2 separate regions of the Homo sapiens genome follow, and region 1 is linked to region 2. A link is a loop called in an ENCODE intact Hi-C map of the cell type or tissue named here. Cell type or tissue: natural killer cell. All regions are shown on one strand. Links, peaks and the distances in the headings refer to the core of each region. The heading gives the core; the rest is flanking DNA. Region 1 overlaps ARHGAP10 (Rho GTPase activating protein 10). Region 2 overlaps ARHGAP10 (Rho GTPase activating protein 10).

Region 1 (5,379 bases), core at 300-5,299, 140 kb after region 2:
GAAGCAGAGCTGGCCACCTGCAATACAACAGGCTGCTTCATTACAAGTAACTACGAGACACAAATACCACTATTTATATTGTAGAGACACTCTGCTGAGGACAGAGAGGCTACAAACATGGTCCAAAGGGGGCCCTGCCCAATGCTAACAGTCTTTGAGTCTGAGCCAGTAAACAGTCAGTACATTGCTGGCATTAATACTACCTACCACCTTACCTTTAGGATCATAGCTCAGCTATATTATGCTTTAGAGAAAACAAGTTTGCAAAATCAACCATCATCACACTATCACTTTTTTAAGAAGCTTCACCCTAACTTCTGAACATCTCATTTTAGCCTATGGATCACCTATGTTGGAGTTTTACTATGAGTGATGGGAAAAGTTCTCCAAAACCCAGTATGTTTAATTCCATTCTTCAATACAGGTCAGATATATTTTTCAGCAAGACTATTAAGTAGGGAACAGGAAGGAAAAACAAAAGTAGAAGCAAAAGGAATAAGTCCATATGGAAAGAAGAAAAACAGAGTCAGTCCATCCTCATACGCCCCACTCCTCCGACCTGTCAGTCATCATTACTCAAGCATCATTACTCAAGCGACATTAAACAGGGCCAGTGTTTAGTCCTATTTACTCTGCCTAGTTCTTGCTGTGCCTCAGGGAGAGAAATCAATGCCTCCCATCCCAGACATCCAAAGAGTTTTGGGATGAGTTCAACTCCGGCTCCATTTTCTGTAAAATCCCTGGGGACTTCAAAAAACATTACAAACAACTTAACAGTTAACTTCTGGGTTTCTCCATTTCTCCATCTCTGCAGCAGAGGAAAAAAAGCTTCATGGAGAACTATTTTGAGAGGTATCTGATGTCTGTGGAGTAAACAGCGATGACCTGATGAAAAGTCCCACATAATGCTAAGCTATGAGATTAATTCGCTTGGGTGGTGCCACCAACCTTCATTATATTCTTTACTCTCTTTGAAGTATAATACAAATGGTGATGATAACCAGTGAGAGAACTTTCTTTTGCAAGAAACATTTTATAAGGCCATTCAAATGTTTTATAGTAAAAAACAGACGGTATGTTATTTTACACTTTACAAAAAATGATGAATACTAAAATTGGAACAAACACAGCATGTTATTCACTCTTAATATAATTGAACACTGGATTCTTTTCCTGTATTCTGAGAGGTTTTCCACTTGATATATAAATTATTTTGTGTGTTAACATTATAAAGCCCAGAGCATTACAGCACAGCAATGGTTCTCTTCTCTTTTCTTATAGAGAAGTCTTCAACTTAGTTTGCTACAAAGAAACAAATAGTGGATTCATTAAGAGGAGTCTAACTCTAGTCTGTGTTCTGTAATTAACGACCAATAGAGCCCCAGGACCAGTCATTTAACCTAACTGGTTCTCATGTTTCCTTACCTCCATAAGACCCCTGAGAGATATGTTTTACTGAACGTAGAAAAATAAATGCTAAATTTTGCTGACATTTTTCATTGCTTTTTAAAATTCCAACATCTAAGAATGAATAAGGCTGGGCACGGTGGCTCACGCCTGTTATCTCAGCACTTTCAAATGCAGAGGTGGGCAGATCACTTGAGGCCAGGAGTTCAAGACCAGCCTGGCCAACATGGCGAAACGCTGTCTCTACTAAATATACAAAAATTAGCCAGGCATGGTGTCAGGCACCTGTAGTCCCAGCTACTTGGGAGGCACAAGAATCACTTAATCCCACGAGGCGTGGGTTGCAGTGAGACAAGATTGTGCCACTGCACTCCAGCCTGGGTGACAGAGTAAGACGCTGTGTCAAAAAAGAAAAAGGAAAAAAATAATGAATGACAAGGCACAAGACAGCATAGAAAACTATGTCTCTCTGCTCCTCCCTACTAAGCGCTATAAACCCTGGAAATAGCAGAGGAGATAACCAAAGGAGAACTCTGAAAGATGGTAAGAAGAAAACAAACCAGTTTGTGACCCCAAAAATGGAAGAACAGCTCAGTGAAACAGTATCTTGCATCCCCCTATGCAAAGTGGTCACCCAGACCCACCATTTCCCAACCCATGACATGAGAACAAAAGGCAGCTCAGGTAGGCTCATTCCTATGACCCAGATCAAACACGAGTCCCCCTCACATCAGATAAGTCCTACACCATCCAAAAGAAGGACCAACCTAAAGCCCCACCAACAATAACTAGGGGAGCCTCGACATATGCAATAGGGCAGACACAAGACTCCCCAGCCACAAGTGACCTGGCCCAGGAAGCCTCTCTGGTCACATGGGCCTAAGACGCCCTTCCATTGCACACAGACATGAGGAAAACCGTGGGGCACAGGTAGAGAGATTCCATCTCAACAAGTGTCTGGCTCAAGAGCTCTCTGTCCCCCACAGGAAGGGGGACTATGCCACAGTCAGGAAAGTCCCTCAGTCTCCAGGGTCCTGAGACTACGTTTCCCCCACTGGGAGACACCTAGTAGCCCAGCCTAGGGAAATCCCTTCTGCCTCCACAGCCAGCAATAACAGCAGGGGGAAATGAGACGGCAGCCCTAGCGGCATCTAACCACCAAGCAGACAAACACCACAAAGGCTCTGAAAGTTAAACTGTCATTGGAACCACAGCCCACAAATGTAGGGCAGGACCTGTGTGCTAAGACTAACTGGGTGGCTGCCTGCTAAAACAAAAGATTTAAATGGGATTCAGAACATTCCCACTGCCCGCACCCCCCCAAAAAAAAGATAGGCAAAATGTCCAGAATACAGTCAAAAATCACCCACCATACCAAGAACCAGGAAAATCCCAAGTCAAATTCCCATTTTAGCCAAAAAACTGACCCTAACCCTGAGATAAATCAGATGTTGAAATTATCTGATGAGGATTTTAAAGCAACCCTCTTACAAGTGCTTCAATAATCAATTATAAATTCTGTTGAAACAAATGAGAAACTAGAAAATCTCAGAAGTGAAATTATTTTAAAAACCAAATATAAATTATACAACTGAAAAGTACAGTAACAAAAACTCACTTGATATGCTCAATAGTAGGATGAAAATGACAGGATAAAAAAAATCACTGAACTTGAGGAAAGACAACAGAATTCACTCTATCAGAACAATAGAAAACAGGCTGTGAAAATAAGCAGAGCCTCAGAGACCTGTGGAACAGCAAAACATCCAGCCTTGTATCATTGAGCCCCAAGAGGAAAAAGAGAATAGGGCTAAAAGAATATTCAAAGAAATAATGGCTGAAAACATTCCAAATTTGGTAAAAGACATAAACAGATTTAAGAAGCTGAGCAAATTTATGATCAGAATAAACAAAGAGAGGCCATCCCAGCATTAGGAAGGCCAAAGCAGGCAGATCACTTGAGGTCAGGAGTTTGTGACCAGCCTGGCAAACATGGCAAAACCCCATCCCGTCTCTACTAAAAATACAAAAATTAGCCAGGCATACTGATGCATGCCTGTAGTCCCAGCTACTCAGGAGACTGAGGCAGGAGAATCGCTTGAACCCGGGAGGCAGAGGTTGCAGTGAGCCGACATCACACCAATGCATTCCAGCCTGGGTGACAGAGTGAGACTCCATCTCGAAGAGAAAAAAAAAAGGACAAAAAGAAATTCAGGCCAAGGCTAGGATCAATGGTAAACATCAATAACTAGTCTTCTGAAAACTAAAGACAAAGAAAAAAATCTGCTTGAAAGCAGGCTGTGAGAAATGATACATGATCTGTAAGGAACACCAATTCGAACAATGGATTTCCCATCTGAAACCATGGAGACTAAAGGAAGTAGCACATTTTTCAAGCGTGGGGGGGTAAAAAGTCTATATATATATATATATATATATATATATATATATAGAGAGAGAGAGAGAGAGAGAGAGAGAGAGAGAGAGAGAGAGAGAGAGAGAGAGAGAGTGTCTCAAACTCCTGACCTCACGTAATGCACCACCTTGGCCTCCCAAAGTGCTGGGATTACAGGCGTGAGCCACTGCACCCAGCCAAGGCTAATCTTTTGTATTTTTAGTAGAGACGGGGTTTCATCATGTTGGCCAGGCTGGTCACAAACTCCTGGACTCAAGTGATCCACCCACCTAGGCTGCCCAAAGTCATCATGTTGGCCAGGCTGGTCACAAACTCCTGGACTCAAGTGATCCACCCACCTAGGCTGCCCAAAGTGCAGGGATTATAGGCATGAGCCACCACACCTGGCCAAAATTATATTTTTTAACACAGAAGATTCAAAATTGTCTATAAGATGACCTCTAACTTCAGAGTTTATAATCTAAGGAGGGATGAAACATATAAAACAAAAATACAAATAATAATAGCAGGTGTTGTATAAGTAACACAGCCAGAGACAACGAAGATGGTTCAGAGGCAGGTACCGATATTTTGGGCTGCCATGATCAGAGAAAATTTCAAAGAAGGTCACAACAAACGGTCCACACACTACATTTAAATAAAGCTACTGAAAGAATGTATCCCTTACGAAAAAAAAAAAAGTAAAAGCAAAACTGAAGAGATGTAAAAGCAAAAAGTATGTTTACAGGAGAGTACAGGGAGGAACTATTCATCTGCCACTTAAGAAACACCTGAACAGGGGACAAAGAAGCATCAGTCACAATTCTTGGTCCTCGATCTAATCAGAAATGCAGAGGAAAATGTAAGAGACAGATGAAATGGGGAAACAGGACAAAGAGGAGAGGGATGGGATGAGATGGCATGGGATGGGTTGGGGTGGGATGAGCTAGATGAGATGGGATGCCACTAAAAAAGATTGACTGTACAGACCCTCAGGGAACATAGCAGAGGGCACAATTAACTCTTTCTGGGAAAGGCAGAGAAGGTTTCGCAGGGTTAAGACTGGATCTCAAAACATCAGACCGAAGTGACAAATAAAAAATGGGGAGGGGGCCGGGCGTGTTGGCTGGCCAGGCGCAACGGCTCATGCTTGTAATCCCAGCACTCTGGGAGGCTGAGGCGGGCAGATCACGAGGTCAAGAGATCGAGATCATCCTGGCCAACATGGTGAAACCCCGTCTCTACTAAAAATACAAAATTTAGCTGGGTGTGGTGGTGCGCACCTGTAGTCCCAGCTACTCCAGAGGCTGAGGCAGGAGAATCACTTGAACCTGGGAGGCGGAGGCTGCAGTGAGCAGAAATAGTGCCACTGCACTCCAGCCTACTTCATCTCCAAAAAAACAAAAACAAAACAAAACAAAACAAAGTGGGGAGGGTACGTTGGACCATGAGAAAAACAAACAACTCCAGACATGCACACAGTAAAATGGTGGCAGTGGAAGGGTGAGGAACATAGAAGGCATGCTGGGGTCAGTGTAAAGACCTGGCTAAGAGGTTGGATCTTCATCTGGAGGGTA
Region 2 (5,379 bases), core at 195-5,194:
TTTCCTGGTGATGACACAAAAACACGGATTTAGCTGAACCAAGGAGCAAAAAAATCCTGCATCATCATGACACAGAAAACCGAGGGTGGCACCATGAATGGCCAAATGACTATCAGAATGGCAACAAACTGGTGAAAGGATGATAAACTTGGTCTCAGATTTTCAGGATTTCTGTTCATTAGACTATCTTTCTGAAATTAACATATGATCAACCAAAACAGAAAATAACTACACAGAGACTTAAAAAGTCATTTACAGTTAACCTTTCACATTAACACTATAATATAGTCATCCGGGAAATATTTATTGGAAGCCTCTGTTCAACACTCTAGACATTCATTCTAACTTAAACTAGTTTTCTTTATCCAAATAGCGTGTAATTATGTGTTTCTTACAAACATCCTTTCAAATGGTAAGTCAGTTAATAGGGCTGCTTCTTTATAAAGTAAAAGAAGAAAATTCAAAACGGCTAGTAAGTTCTAAAGAAAAGGTATATGGCACCAGGAAAAAAAAAAGGAGATGGGAGAGTTAGTAAATTGTGGAATGGAAAGTGTCAATTCTGGTAGAAATAAAATGAAAGGATGGCAGGAAAGGCAAACCCCTAAGGAGTATGATGGCTTCTTTGACTCTTAGAACTCTGGGCTGGTACACTCAGCTGTGGCATGGCGGCAGGGAGGAATGCAGCATGGGTATCACAAAGCTGGGCTTACACGCTTCTAACAACCTGGCCCAGCCATACCACCACAAGCGAGTTGCAAACCTATCTGAACTTCAGATCTTCATCTGCACAATGGAGATAATGTAAATGCTCTCACAGAACGATTGAGAGCATCAAGGCAAATGAAGAACGTATACAGATTTCCATAAATAATTAAACGTAGCAGGTTATTGCCACTGCTGAGTCACTGAAAAGTATAAGCAAGCAGTGATGGTACCTACCCAAAGGGAGGAGGCAGGAAATGGGTTACGACGAATGATATTGAGCCATCAATATCAATTTGCCTGGTTTTCTACACACCTACTATGCAAAGGAGAAAGTAAGAGGTTCATGGAAAAGACTATTTCTCCCTCACTCCACGATGATGTCTTAACTAAGACCAAAAAAAACCTCGTTGTTTCAGGGTTTTTTCCCTCCCTTATACTGTATTTGTCTTCATAGAGAAGGCAACATCTTGTTAGCATTTCCTTTTTAAAAACACTAAAAAGAAAAACCTGTCAAAATGGTACCACCACATTAAGTCGTGCATGCTACTTAAAAAGTTTTAGGCTTGGGATGATGAAGGGTGGATGACAACTCAATGTTGGGCTGAAACTTTCTGAAGATAAAGTAAAACAGGAAGTGATGGTTATTTCACAGGCATAGCATCATACATATGAGGTCAATTACTCAAAGGTCTGAAGACTTTTAAAGCACTTCAACATTTCTTGATTACAGCAACTGACAGCAATATGCAATAAACTACAACAATGGCAATTGACACTGATTACATTTTGATCAGTTCCTACAATTCTGAACTCATTTGTTACTGAGCTTGTCAGACAAGCCACAGATACATTCAAGAAATCAAATTAAGCCCCCTGATTAAAGGTGCAATCCTTTATAACTAGGACTAAATAATTCTGTTCTAAAGACTTTGCCAACCAATTACTTCAGTAACTGAATATTCTCTCTCTCATTAAATCAATTATTTAAATCTCGTTTTAACATACAAGTCAGATAACATTTTCAATCAACTTGCTACCAGCAAACCACCTTTTTAAAATCCAAGAGGCTTCTAAAGGAAATCTTTTATTTCCAGCTTTCTACCAAATTATGATTCCGTATTTTGAGAATCATATTCTGTCTATGGAAAAATAAGCCATCATTCTAAATTCATGGAATAAAAAGCAGCTGTCACATCAGAAGCAAATGACTACACAGTGTCTATGTTACTAATTCTCTCTTAAATTTTCACTGTTTTCAAATAGCTCAATCATCCCTAGCAGTCCTTTAGAATCAGTGAATGCACTGGGACTAGGCAGAATTTAATAATTATTTGGGATTCAAATGTGAAAATACATTTGGAGGGTTCATTCAGAATACATGTTCTACCATAAGAAAGATAAAAACAATTTGCTTCCTTTCTGACCAAGGAAGGACACTTTATGGGTTTGTTAAAAATCTAAACTAACAAGCACAGATAAAAAGAGTTGACTTTTTATTTGGGTGAATGTTTCACGCTTACGTAACCACTGGTCATTTTTTTGAAACTGAAAATCTGCAGTCCAACCTAAATGCAAAGTGCAATTTTATGCAGCTGCTAGCACCCTACTCAACACTGACTTAGGTCCAATTTTAAAGTACTTGAAAAAGCACAGTGAATGGATGAATTTTGAAAATATGTTTTATACTTTTCAGCTACGTTAGTTCACTTTTTTCCCCAATCTATGCAACAAAGCTGTCCTACAAAGGAAACAAGGTAATGGTTTTCAAGTAAAACTCTTCTCATTTCTTGTTTTCTGTGGTTTTATGTGTGAAAATAAGGTCATCCAGCCCTTCTTGCAAATCAGATTTAGAATTAACCACTGAGCTCACCAGACCACACAAACTACTACCACATTTTCTCACAATTTCCTCTTCTTCCACTCTGATGTTTTAAACTAAAGTAGGGAAGAAGGAAGAATGTATAACAATTCTACCTCGTATCAGTTCTAATCTACCATGAACTATTGTAATTGATATTTTACATTCTCACTCCATTTACTAAAAAACCATGACTCACCTAAAGACAACTCATCTGATATTTCTCCCTGCCTTTCCAAACTGTGCTAAGTTTCTACTTTACAAAAACAATAACAACTTCTACCAAATCTGTGCGCCCTGTCTTAGAGGCTGCAAAGGGGAAGAAAAAGGCAGGCATCTGCTTATATGGGCATGTTCTTTCAGCAGCTTAAGAAGCTTGGTCCAGGGAAAGGCTTAGAGGCTGCTGGAAATCCAGCGGATAGCTGCCTTAGGCTCCCAGAGGGGAAGACAACTAAGAATACCCTCTCATCACCGGATGGAGGAAGGCAGCTGCCTGCTCCTTTACCTGGCCTCGAGGAGAATAACTGCCTCTCTATTTAGACAGTTTTCTATGGTCAATGTCATTGCTATTTCATGCCAGCTGGGAATTAGGGGAGAAGGAAAGAAGGGGGAGAGAATAAAGAGGATAAGGAGGGAACAAAGGGGCAGGAGAAGGAGGACGGAGAGAAGGATAGTGGAAAGAAACATTTTGCTATTTTAATATGAAATATGAAGGGAAAAAACATACCAGAAAAAAGAGACAAGTGAAAAAACATGCAAGAGATTAAGCATATACCCTTTTAGAAATCATTATAAACTTTTACATGAGTATTTAAATAAGACTTAAAACACTTTAACAAACAATACAAAGTACTTTGTGTAAAAATGGCAATAAAAAATTCTAAAGTAAATAATTAGCTCTCAAGAACTACAGAGAATTGGATAAATGGCAGCTCTCCTCAAAAAATAGTACATGGCTTGGGACTGTTTCTCAAATACTTAAAAATTAAATTATTTCCCATTTCTACAAAGACAATGCATTACAAACAAAATGTTCCTTGAAAAAATTCAAATTTGAAATAAACCTATTACCTGCAGGAATAATAATAAACACTAATTGCTTTAAAAAAGCAAAGTTAAAAACTTGGCAGACCCACACAATTTTTTCCTCTTCAGGATATACATGTAACCCTCTAACAATGAGCAAAATGGGAAAAGTTGGAGAAAAAAATGCCCCTAAGATTATGTAGACATGACTATTCAAAACTCTAAAACCCTTTTTTTGGAAGAGGCGTTAAATTATTTCCATTTGAACACTCAATCAGTGTTCAATATGAAGGGAAAAAACACACCAGAAAAAAGAGACAAGTCCACTCCATCAGAATAAAAGGAAAGAAATAAGGAAACATTTAAGTGATTAGGAAATAGCAAATAAATATATTTTGTCAAGGGCTAAGGTTTGTATTGGTAGCATAAGGTAATAAGAAAATGGTATTAATGCTAATGAAAATCCAAAGTTTTTGACTGATAATCTTAAATTCACACTAGGAATTATTTATAGATTACTCAAAACAAATGTATATTGTGTAACCCTCTTAAATGAATGGCTTAATGAGGAGGTAACAAGTCAGTATCTGTCTCACATCAATTCTCTAACTTTCCTCTGATTGCAGAATGGTATTACTGAAAACATAAGCATTTCCCTTGCCAGCAATATGTGTGAGGTTGTGTCACACTCATGTCCTGGGCTTCTCTACTCTGAGGCCCATGAAAAGTAAAAACAGTTTTCCAGGTCACGAATTTTTTGAGGGTTTAGATATTTAAAAACACCTTGTAAGTTAAGGACTGGCTTGGGACATTTCCCATGAGCAGAGCAAACTACCACGCTGAGTTTAGCAATGCTGTACACGTAGAATTTTATGAGATGACCAACAAATTTTGAGACAGCTTAGCACTTCAAGGTGACCACAGAAAAACCCTTGTTCAAACTTTCCTTGAACAGGAACAAGATGATAATAAAAATAATGCCAGGTCCTTAGGACCAATTTACCAGCAAAATGTGCCTTTCAGTCCACATTTCCCATTCTGTTATCAATATACTCTTCCAGTTCTAATCATCATAACACCATCTTGGAAATGAAAGAAGTGATTCCAATTTTAAAATTAAGTAAAAGCAGATGCTGTACTCCCATTAAATTCTTCCAGCTGCTACTGAACCACTGGCAACCTGAGTCTATTTAATTTGGAGACCACTATTGGTAAAAAGGAAAATCTGACTGCCAAAATTGCACACCCAAGTTAAACCAGAGAGGCAGAAAATGAAAACAGCTTATGGAAGTGAATGTATTCTAATAAGGCTCTCCAACTGATGACGGGCAATTTCTCCTGTGGTTAATAGCTTATAAAAGATTGTTGCTTATTAAATCCTTAATTCAAATATAGGCAAACAAGCAATCCTATCTGTAGCATGGCAGTTGATTTTATTCAACTTGGCTCATGCTTCCTAAAAATGACTCTTTGCTGTAATGTTTTAAGATGCAGACAGGTTGGAATGCATTCACAGCACACCTGAGGGCATTGTTAATATTGATTAATTAAAGTAAGGTATCAAATAAATTAATATGTAGCAAGATCATAATGACAGATTGGTTTGATACACAGGCCCTCTAGCCTGATGAGTTATCATCACTCTTCAAGAGGCAGCCTGTTTTGGGGTGGGGGAGAAGTGGAGTGTCTTACAGGTGGCAATGAACTGACAGCAGTGTGTAATGTAAAAGCGCTTTGTCATTCACATAATGTCTGGGGTAATGAAATGAATTCACTTTCTGGCTTCCTCT

The links. Hi-C counts contacts between places; a loop is a spot of excess contacts. Peaks named below come from ENCODE experiments on the same cell type or tissue, not always from the same donor. Only the 100,000 strongest peaks of a DNase experiment are listed, where the experiment ranks them.
Region 1: a loop joins it to region 2, with 2.9 times the contacts of the local background. A loop is called at or near these places in 1 of 110 quality-filtered maps.

The regions. Positions count from the first base shown.
Region 1 is chr4:147,797,262-147,802,640 of GRCh38, reverse strand. All of the region lies in intron 1 of ARHGAP10 (Rho GTPase activating protein 10), which reads right to left. Among named protein-coding and RNA genes, the nearest start is that of MIR4799, 17 kb to the right of the region's middle. RefSeq lists an enhancer at 2,173-2,472. In natural killer cell, for the core only: no CTCF peak of the experiment used is centred there; a DNase peak (open chromatin) is centred at 2,530; H3K27ac peaks cover 535 bases.
Region 2 is chr4:147,940,427-147,945,805 of GRCh38, reverse strand. All of the region lies in intron 14 of ARHGAP10 (Rho GTPase activating protein 10), which reads right to left. Among named protein-coding and RNA genes, the nearest start is that of MIR4799, 160 kb to the right of the region's middle. In natural killer cell, for the core only: no CTCF peak of the experiment used is centred there; DNase peaks (open chromatin) are centred at 2,245 and 2,545; H3K4me3 peaks cover 718 bases; H3K27ac peaks cover 2,100 bases.